Linked DNA regions of Homo sapiens: region 2 is linked to region 1. A link is a loop called in an ENCODE intact Hi-C map of the cell type or tissue named here. Cell type or tissue: PC-3. All regions are shown on one strand. Region 1 has its middle 85 kb from the start of ADRB2. Region 2 has its middle 18 kb from the start of ADRB2.

Region 1 (5,000 bases):
AGAATGGTATTTTCTATGTTTTCTTCAAGAGTTTTTATAGTTTTAGGTTTTATATGTAAGTATTTAATCTGTCTTGAGTTAATTTTTATATGGTGCAAGGAAGGGGTCCAGTTTTAATCTTCTGCACATGGCTAGCTAATTATCCCAGCACCATTTATTGAATAGCGAGTCCTTTCTCCATTGGTTGTTTTTGTCAACTTTATCAAAGATCAGATAACTGTAGGTTTGTGGATTTACTTCTGGGCTGTCTATTCTGTTCCATTAGTCTATGTGTCTGTATTTGTATCAGTGTCATGCTGTTTTGTTTACTGGAGCCTTGTAGTATACTATAAAGTCAGGTAATGTGATACCTCCAACTTTGTTCTTTTGCCTTAGGAGTGTTTGGCTATTTGGGCTATTCTTTGTTTCCATATAAATTTTAGAATAATTTTTTCTAGTTGTGCTAAGAATGTCATTGGTAATTTGATAGGAATAGCATTGAATCTGTACATTGCTTTGGGTAGTATGGCCATATTAGCAATATTGAGTCTTCCTATCCATGAGCATGTAATGCTTTTCCATTTGTTTATGTCATCTCTGATTTCTTTCAGCAGCGTTTTGTAATTCTTGTTGCAGAAGTCTTTCCACCTCCCTGGTTAGCTGTATTCTTAGGTATTTTATCTTTTTGTAGCTATTGTGAATTCAATTGCATTCTTTTTTTTTTCTTTTTTTTTGAGATGGAGTCTCGCTCTCTCACCCAGGCTGGAGTGCAGCGGTGCAATCTCGGCTCGCTGCAAGCTCCACCTCCTGGGTTCACACCATTCTCCTGCCTCAGCCTCCCGAGTAGCTGGGACTACAGGCGCCCGCCACCACGCCTAGCTAATTTTTTGTATTTTTTAGTAGAGACAGGGTTTCACCATGTTAGCCAGGATGGTCTCAATTTCTTAACCTCGAGATCCACCCGCCTCAGCCTCCCAAAGTGCTGGGATTACAGGCCTGAGCCACCGCGCCCAGCCTCAATTGCGTTCTTGATTTGGCACTCAGCTTGGGAATTATTGGTGTATAAAAATGTGACTAATTTTTGTACATAGATTTTTTATCTTGAAAATTTGCTGAAGTTGGTTATCAGAGCTAGGAGCTTTTGGGGCGAGACTATGGGGTTTTCTAAGGATAAAATAATATTGTCTGCAAACAGAGATCATTTGACTTTCTGTCTTCCTATTTGGAACCCTTTTATTTCCTTCTCTTGCCTGATTATGCTGGCTGAGACTTCTAGTGTTATATTGAATAGGAGTGGTGAGAGAGGGTATCCTTGTCTTGTTCTGGTTCTCAAGGGAAATGCTCCCAGCTTTTGCCCATTCAGTGTGATGTTGGCTGTGGGTTTGTAATAGATGGCTCTTATTATTTTGAGGTATGTTCCTCCAATGCTTAGTTTGTTGAGGGTTTTTAACATGAAAGGATGCTGAATTTTATCAAAAGCCCTTTCTGCATCTATTGAGATTATATATGGTTTTTGTTTTTAGTTCTGTTTATGTGATGAATCACATTTATTAATTTGTATATGTTGAACCAACCTTGCATCCCAGGGATAAAGCCTACTTGATCATGGTGGATTAGCTTTTTGATATGCTGCTGAATTTGGTTTGCTAGTATTTTGTTGAGGATTTTTGCATAGATATCCATCAAGAATATTGGCTTGAAGTTTCCTTTTTTGTTGTTGTTGTTGAGTCTTTGCCAGGTTTTGGAATCAGGATGATGCTGACATCATAGAATGAGTTAGAGAGGAGTCCTTCTCCTCCATTTTTTGCAAAGTTTCGATAGGAATAATACTGGCTCTTCTTTATATGTCTGGTAGAATTCGGCTGTGAATCTGTCTGGTCCTGGGTTTTTACTTGTTGGTAGGATTTTTATTACTGATTCAATTTAGGAACTCGTAATTTGTTCAGAGTTTGAACTTTTTCCTGGCTCAGTCTTGGGAGGTTGTATAATTCTAGTAATCCTCTATTTCTAACATGGTCCTTCTCATATCAAGGAAAGCCAGCTACTTTTAATGACTTTATTTTTATCCGGAGCTGACTGGAGTTGGAAGTGAGGAGGAATAGCGAAGACGATGTGAAAACAGCTGTTAGCATTTGTGGGATGTCCGAGCTATGTACTCATGGCTTGTAGATGTATCCATAAAACTATCCTAGTATTTTATTTCTCTATGCTTACATCTGCAGAAAAAAAACAAACTTCACCATCTAGTGGTACAAACCTTGAACTGCAGACATACATCCACCATTTCCTTATTCTTTATCCCATTTAACAGCTATTTATTGACTGAGCACCCACTTACTATGTGCCAATAACTGACCCAGACAAACCTCTGTTCTTCTTTAGTCCCTCATGTATTGATCACTTTCTGCAGGTGGATCATGTTGTTTGGAGCTTTGGCGCTTGCAGTTTGGTGTTGACAGTTTTCGGTAAACAGAGCCATGGGAGGTCAGGTTTTTTGGTGCGAAGGTCAAACCCTGGCATCTCTGGGACTCATACAACTTGCTGTTTTGGACTGATTAGTAACTATTAAAAATGTAAACAAGCTGGGGAGATTTAGAACCCAGAGGATTTCACACATGCAGACGTACACACCCCACAAGGACTTGAGTCCTCTCTGGGACAGTCACGAGATTTGGCTGCTGCTGCTGGTATTCTTGCATTTCAACAATTGGCTGGAGCTGAGAAGCAGCTGCCCCTTTAGACGCAGCTACTCTGTCAGACCCACATTGGCTGTTCTGTCCACTCACTTATTTCAGTTTGATCTCTTTTCCGAGATATCCAGGCATTTGGTGGATTTTGATTCTCCATGTTTATTCCTAAGGAAACTTATCTCCAAATCTCTCCAATCTTTCTTCCAACAAAGCCCAGTTTCCAGAAGAAGTAATTATAACTGCACAATTATCAAGGGCATAATATATTTCTTGATAACCCTGACATAAATTAAGGGCCATTTATTTGTCTGGGTTTCTGTTCCTGTTAAAAATAATCTCTTTGCTCAATGTCCCACACTTGGTTATTTTCCTTCCTCTTTGCTTGGTGAAACAGAAGGCTCTTTTAGAGATTTTGACTGTTTCTCATTATTATTTATCCAACAGATACTTAATGAGCACTTCCTAAGTGCCCGGACCTCTGCTTCATGTGAGAGATGTATCTGAGAAGGGGACGGACATGCACCTAACGGTGCCAGCGATGTGGCCATTATGAAAGATCGTGATGTTGTAGGAACATACAGAAGGAACACTGTGCCTAATATGGGGATGGGAATAGGATCGAGGGGATGTTCCTAGAAAAATTAATGTTGAAGCTTAGACCTTGAGATAAGTAGTGATTTGCCAAGGAGGGAGAACCTTGCACAAATGCCCAGACCAGATTCGAGAGAGTCATGGGGCATGGAGAGGAACTGAATAGTGTCCTTGAGCTCTGCCGAGGAGCACAGACTTTATCTGGAGGGTAACAAGGAGCAAAGAGAGCTTATGAGCAAGGGAGTGAATATTTAGGTCTGTGTTTTTAGAACATCACTCCATCTCTTAAAACTTATTTTAGGAGACTTGGCTGAGAGCTAGGGCTCTCATTCCTTTAGACACTTTCTAGTTCAGTTTTATAAGGGACAAGTTTATTCTGAAGGACTCCAGGAGAGGCACCATCAACATCCTCACAGTGCTGCTGTGCTGGCTGTTGCTTCGCCCCTGGGGCCTCTCTTGTTTTGCCCTTTAGATTCTTGTTGTTTTTGCCCCACTTTCCTTGTAGATATCTCTTGTTTTCTCTGTAGTTCCCTCATCGCTTTCCACGTAATTAAGGCATCTTCCTGGAGCTACTGAGGGTTTGTGGTTGCCTGGAGAACCACAGCAACAATGTCATGAGCTCCCCCACCCATCCCAGGGAGCCCTGGGATCAAAAAGTCAGCTTCAAAGCCTAGTTGGAAGTAGTCAATGCAAAGCCAAAAGTCAACAAACATTTCTCCAGAGTCTTGGCACCAGAAGGCCTTTCTCTTGTTCCTTTTACTCAATTCCCAGCTGGTTAGCAGCCTGAACTTCTGCCTACCATCCCCTTCCATGGCAGCTCCCAACTGTGCTGTAAGATTATTGAGGGAGGCTAGGAATAGAGACTTAATACTGAGAAGACACTTAAGCACTTGATCCAATCCAATTCCCTATTTTATCAAGAATACCGTCCTGCTTCCTGACTTCCTGACTTTTGAAATGAGCTAGTATGGGTGCCTGACACTGCTGGTTCTGGTTTGAGCACATACAGTCACTGACTACGTGGACTCAGGAAACTATTTCACTTCTTTGGGCCCTGGTTTCCTTTTCTGTAAAGTGAGAATAATAATCCCTGCACTGCCTACTTCACAGGGTTATTTTGAGGAGGAGAAAATGACTCTATAGTTGCATTCAATCATTTACGAAAACATATATTGATTACTCAGCCATGTGCCAGCTAAAGGGGGATGAAAGCTCCTGTTAAACTGTAACGTGTTACACAAATATCACATTCTCAGATGTAGAAAACTCATTATCGACTGGGTCAGACTGGGTGTGTTTGTCCTGCTTCCCTCACCTGTCTTGCCTCCAGTTAGGTTCTTGGGTATTGCCCGCATGTAAACATTCAAGGCAAAGCTTTAGCAAGAAACCTAATACATAGAAAGTATTGACTAGCATTAGAAAGAGCTATGGTGACAAGGCCTCTGTGTATTTGAAAGCTTCATTAAGTCCCGCTGCAGACGGCCATATGTGATAGGATGGTATATCACACTTTTCCTATTATTCCAGTATTGACAAGTAGAACCCCAAACAATGGACAAAGAGGATCTAGTGCCACATTCTAAAGATTGCCAGCAATAGCTGGAGCCAGAACACTGTTCCCCCCACAAATCCCCAGGGCTTCTTAAAAGTCAAAACTGGCCCTGCTACCATGAGCCTTTCCGCTTTCTCCTCCCTCCTTCTTTCTAGGCTATGTAAGCAGACGTCTAGGAAAGGAGGAAA
Region 2 (5,000 bases), 68 kb before region 1:
TAAAAAGTAAAAAATAAAAATAACATTAATATAGGTAAAAGTTTATAGAATAAGGATATAAGGAGAGAAAAAAATTATCTTCCTCTGTATTTGTGTTTCAAGCTGTGTTACTACAAAAGAATAAAAAAGTTAAGAGAAATTGTTTTTAAAGTAAAATAGTTACAATAATCTAAGCTTATTGTTGAAGAGAGAAAAATTATTTTATTTATAAATTCAGCATAGCATAAGCAAACAGTATTTATACTGTCTATACTAGTGTACAGTAATGTCCTGGGTCTTTACATTCACTAACCACTTCCTCATCGTCTCACCCAGAGCAACTTCCACTCCTGCAATTGCCATTGACGGAAAGTGCCCTAAAATGTGTACCATTTGTTATATTTTATACCATATTTTTACTGTACCTTTTCTATGTTTAGCTACACAAATTCTTACCATTGTGTTGCAGTTGCCTACAGTATTCAGGACAGTAACAAGCTGTACAGGTTTATAGCCTAGGAGCAATAGGCTATAGCATACAGCCTAGGTGTGCAGTAGGCTCTGTCATCTAGGTTTGTATAAGTACACTCTATGATGTTGGCAAAATGATGAAATCGACTAATGATGCATTTCCCAGAATGTATCCCAGTCACTAATTGGCACATGACTATATATGATATTCTGGAAGGGGCAAAACTATGGATACAGTAAAAACAGGATGTTTTTACTGTATCCATACTGAGGACTTTTCTCATGGCCCCATCCTGTTTTTACTGTATGGACCTGGGCCTGGGGAGAGGGAGGGATGAGTACATGGATCACAGAAGAGCAGTGAAACTATTTTTAGGGCAGTGAAACTATTCTGTAGGATACCATAATGTTAGATGTAAGATATGTCACTCTACATTTGTCAAAACCCTTGGCATGTACATCAAGAATGAACCTTAACATAAACTGTGGAGTTTGGATGATTATGATTTGACTGTATAGGTTCGTCGATTGTAACAAATATACCTCTTTGGTGTGGGATGTTGCTAGTAGGGAAGGCTGTGTGTGTGTGGGTGTGTGTGTGTGAGGGCAGTGAGTGTAAGGAAAATCTCTGTATTTTCTACTCAGTTTTACTGTGAACCTCTGCTTTAAAAAATAAAGTCTAATATTATTATTATTTGAGACAGGGTCTCACTCTGTCACCAGGCTGGAGTGCAGTGGTGAGATCTTGACTCACTGCAACCTTTGCCTCCCGGCTAAAGTGATCCTTCCACCTCAGCCTCCTGAGTAGCTGGGACCACTGCATCCAGCTAATTTTGTATTTTTTGTAGAGATGGGGTTTCACCATATTGCTCAGGCTGGAAGTCTATTATTTTTTTAGAAAGGTGGCTCTGTGCCAGCTGATCTGAAGCAATATTTAAAATACATCAAGAAGTAAAAAAGTGAATTGTACAAGTGTGAGTAGCATGTCTCCATTTGTGTAAACAAACAGTTGTATGTGGCATCTATCCAACATAAATGCTCACCATAGGAATATGTGTATATAAATTCAATAAATTAGTCTAATGTACAATGACATTTTATGCTGTAGTTCAAAGAATGAACTAGATATATATGCTGGTACATAAAGATCTCCCAGATATGAAGTAAGAAAGGTTGAAACAAAACTACGTAAAATATCGCCTTTTAGTATAAGTAACACGTGTTTATATTCACAAACATATTTTGGAAAGTAGAAGCAATTAACAACGTATATATAACATAGGGGACTAGGGACTGGGGCATGGGACCTGTGGAGCGGCCCCGACAGTATACTTTTACTTTCATTTTGGTACTCACCTGTTTTGTTTGAGTTTTTACTATGACTACTATTAAAAAGTGCAATTCAGTAAAAACAAAACCGAAAATCAAAACTAATGCTCCACAGATTTCTTGAATATAGTGTCATGGCCACAAGAGTCCTTTCCTTCATCTCCTCTTTTTTTGGGTGGAGAAATTGAGAAGCAAAAGTTAACAAACTCAATAATAAATCTGTGACTATAGCGACCAAGAGTGGGGGTGGGGCAACGATGTGCCGCAGATAACAGCAAAGAAGTAAAAGTAGAAATTGTTAGAATTTTTAGTAACTTGGAGGGGAAAAGAGGAAGGATGTGAGAAGAAACCAGGAAATGAAAATAAAGATGGCAAAAACTTGAACAAATGAGGAAGGTGCTAGAGAAAAGCCTGAGCTTGCTCAAGCAGTTTCTGGGGCTTATTTTTTGTCCTGAGTGTATGTGACTGCATGTCTCTGTGTATGTCTGCTGATGTGGCCGTTTTTGACAGCCTGGTGGATTAACAGGGCTATAAATCATTCTGTCTCAGAGTTGGAGTGCCCTGAGGGATTACTTTGCTCAGCAGAGCGCCACTTTGGCAGAGGGACCTCAAAGGCAGACAGACACCAAGGAGGGTGGGAGGTCTTGGTCCCCACCCCGGCTGGTGCTGCTCCACTTCTGGCTGCTTTCTGTATCCTGCTTCTGCGTAAATTTGTATTTGTGCAAATCTTCCATTGCTGAAAAATATCCACTGACATACCAACCCTTTCTTAATACAAACAGGGAAACAGGTCCTTAGTGAGGAAAGAATTTGAGAAATATCACAGAGGTAGTAGGAGAAACAGGTCTAGAATATATGGTTTCTGACTCTCAATCTCTGTTACTGATTTATTTTACCTTTTAGCTGAGCCAGAAAAGAAAAGGAAAAGGCCTGAAGGGAAGTTTAAATTTCAGTGGCTTAAGTGGAAAAGGGGATATTCCTAGGGAAAAACAATATTAGACTTGCAAAAACCAATAAGGAGAAAAATTATCAGTAACTATAATAGAATAGACAAAAGAGGAAAATTGCACTCAAATATTTTCGCGGGTGAATTGAACCGTAAAACTAATATTTAAAGATTCAAATGTCAGGGATTTAAATAAATTTTGCCAATGCAACCAAAAAGTGTAACAATTTGATTACCTCTTCTGGGTCAGTCACTTTGCAAGGTGCTGTTGATACAATGGTGAGTAATTCAGACACAATTGCTGTCCTCAACGGTCTGCAGTTGTGTGTATAGTTTGTTGGTTTGAACAAAACAAGAACATGCAATTGCTTATATGAATGATCCTTCAATTCACTCTTGAGCTGCCAATTATTTGCAAAGCTCAGCAAATACTGATATGCACTGACTCATAAAAAGATGTTGGTCTCAGCCTCTGTGAAGTTCAGAGTCAAGATTAAAATCAGCCACTCAGGGGAGCCTGTTGAGGAGGAGAGACCTAAAGTACTTCTTACTGGTTACTGGAAAATGGAGGAGAGACTGGGTAAACAGAGCAGCCACGGGAGCAAAGCAGAGTGTTGCTAAGAGGGAAGGGAAAGAGGAAGAACAGAGGCTACTGCCCCTTGGAGGGCTCTGACATGCTGATATGCTTCACTCGGCTGACATGCTGAGTGAAGCAGCAGGTCAGTGACCAACAAGCCCTGAGGATGCAGCACAGACCCTCAAAACCCCAGAATCCTAAAGCTGGGACTGCCATGCAAGACCCAGGAGTCCAATTCTCCCTGCACAGATGAGAAGCCTGAGGCCCACAGGTGGGAAGTGGCTTATAATTGTCACATGCAAATTGGAGGCAGTGCAGGGATCAGAACCCAGGACTCACAGCTGAGGACTTTTCTCATGGCCCCATCCTATCCTGTGAAAGGAACATGACAGTAACTAAAGACAGGATGTTTTGAAGTCAGATAGACCTGGATTTGCATCCCAATTCTGCCACTTGCTGCTGACTGTATGATCTTGGGAAAGTGTGTCTATTAACCTTGGTCCCTTCATCTGTAGAATGGGGATTGTATAAAGGCTTGTCTCCAAGATAACCATCCTGGATTCCTTGTATCCTTCATGCACATGCCATTGCCCCATCAAGAAGTGGAGTTTATTCTTCCACCTCCTCGAATGTGGTCTGACCTGTGACTGCTACGTCCAGTGAATTCAGTGAAAGTGAGGCTGCCAGTTATGGAGCTAGGCTTTTAGGGGACTGGCAACTTCTGCCTGTCTCACCAGAACTGCTTGCTCTGGGGAAAGTCCTCCACTATGTAAGAAGTATACTATTCAGAGACCTCCATGCTATGAAGAAGCCCAAAGTAGCCATGCGATGGAGCAGCTGCATGGAGACAGATCCCCCACCCAGCCTACTCCAGCCACCAGCTCTTTTAAGATTGTTTGTTACACAGCAGTAGGTAACGGGAGCACTTACCACCTGAGACTATTGTGTGGATTCACGAGACAACTATTTAGACAGGGCCTGGCACATGGTGAAACTGAATAAATGCTACCTTTTTATTTTCATGAATTTAAAATAAAGAAACTCCCAGCACCTCCACCGTAAGTCTCTTAGAATAACTGAATAACTGTCTGCAGCACCCCTAATGGATGCATTTGCAGACCACACAGAACAAGCCCCATCGCTCCTCTGTCCCACAGCTCATGGGCCTCTGGAGACAGCCCTGCATGTCCCTCACAGCGTGCTGCAGCCATGCTGACCTTCTCAGCCCTTCCTGTGAGTCAGGTATTTGCACATGCTGTTCCCAATGTCTAAAAGTCTTTCCTTCCCTTCTGTTTATCTCTTACTTTCTTGCTCATCTCTTAGCTCTCAGTCTTATCATCGTTTCCTCTGGAAGTCTACATCCCCACCCTCTGGGACATGCTCTCAAAACACTGGGCCCTTCTTCCCAGCAGTTATCTCAGCCTTGCACCTTCGCCTTTATTTGTGAGATCATTCCATTAATATATTTTCCAAACACTCCCTCAGGGCAGAAACAACATAGACTTTACTTGCTGTTGCTTATCATTATATCCCCCAAATCTAGCACCAGCTGGAACTCCTGAATGTGTTGATGCTCAATAAGTAATCTTTGCAAGCAAGCTCCATTTTCCTTGTGTCTTTTCTTCCTTAGACTAAGCATCTGCAGTCCCTTCAAGGTGTAGGACTTCATATCAAATTTGTTCCCTTCTCTTCCATTGA

The links. Peaks named below come from ENCODE experiments on the same cell type or tissue, not always from the same donor. Only the 100,000 strongest peaks of a DNase experiment are listed, where the experiment ranks them.
Region 2: it touches region 1 in a loop (4-fold over the local background); 24 of 110 quality-filtered maps call a loop at or near these places.

What each region holds. Positions count from the first base shown.
Region 1 is chr5:148,738,682-148,743,681 of GRCh38, reverse strand. No RefSeq gene overlaps it. Among named protein-coding and RNA genes, the nearest start is that of ADRB2, 85 kb to the left of the region's middle. In PC-3, CTCF peaks have their summits at 2,020 and 2,238 (motif pointing left); a DNase peak (open chromatin) is centred at 2,221; H3K4me3 peaks cover 248 bases.
Region 2 is chr5:148,806,329-148,811,328 of GRCh38, reverse strand. No RefSeq gene overlaps it. Among named protein-coding and RNA genes, the nearest start is that of ADRB2, 18 kb to the left of the region's middle. RefSeq lists enhancers at 1,737-1,786, 1,837-1,886 and a silencer at 2,177-2,256. In PC-3, no CTCF peak of the experiment used is centred here; DNase peaks (open chromatin) are centred at 2,288 and 4,538; H3K4me3 peaks cover 1,489 bases; H3K27ac peaks cover 777 bases.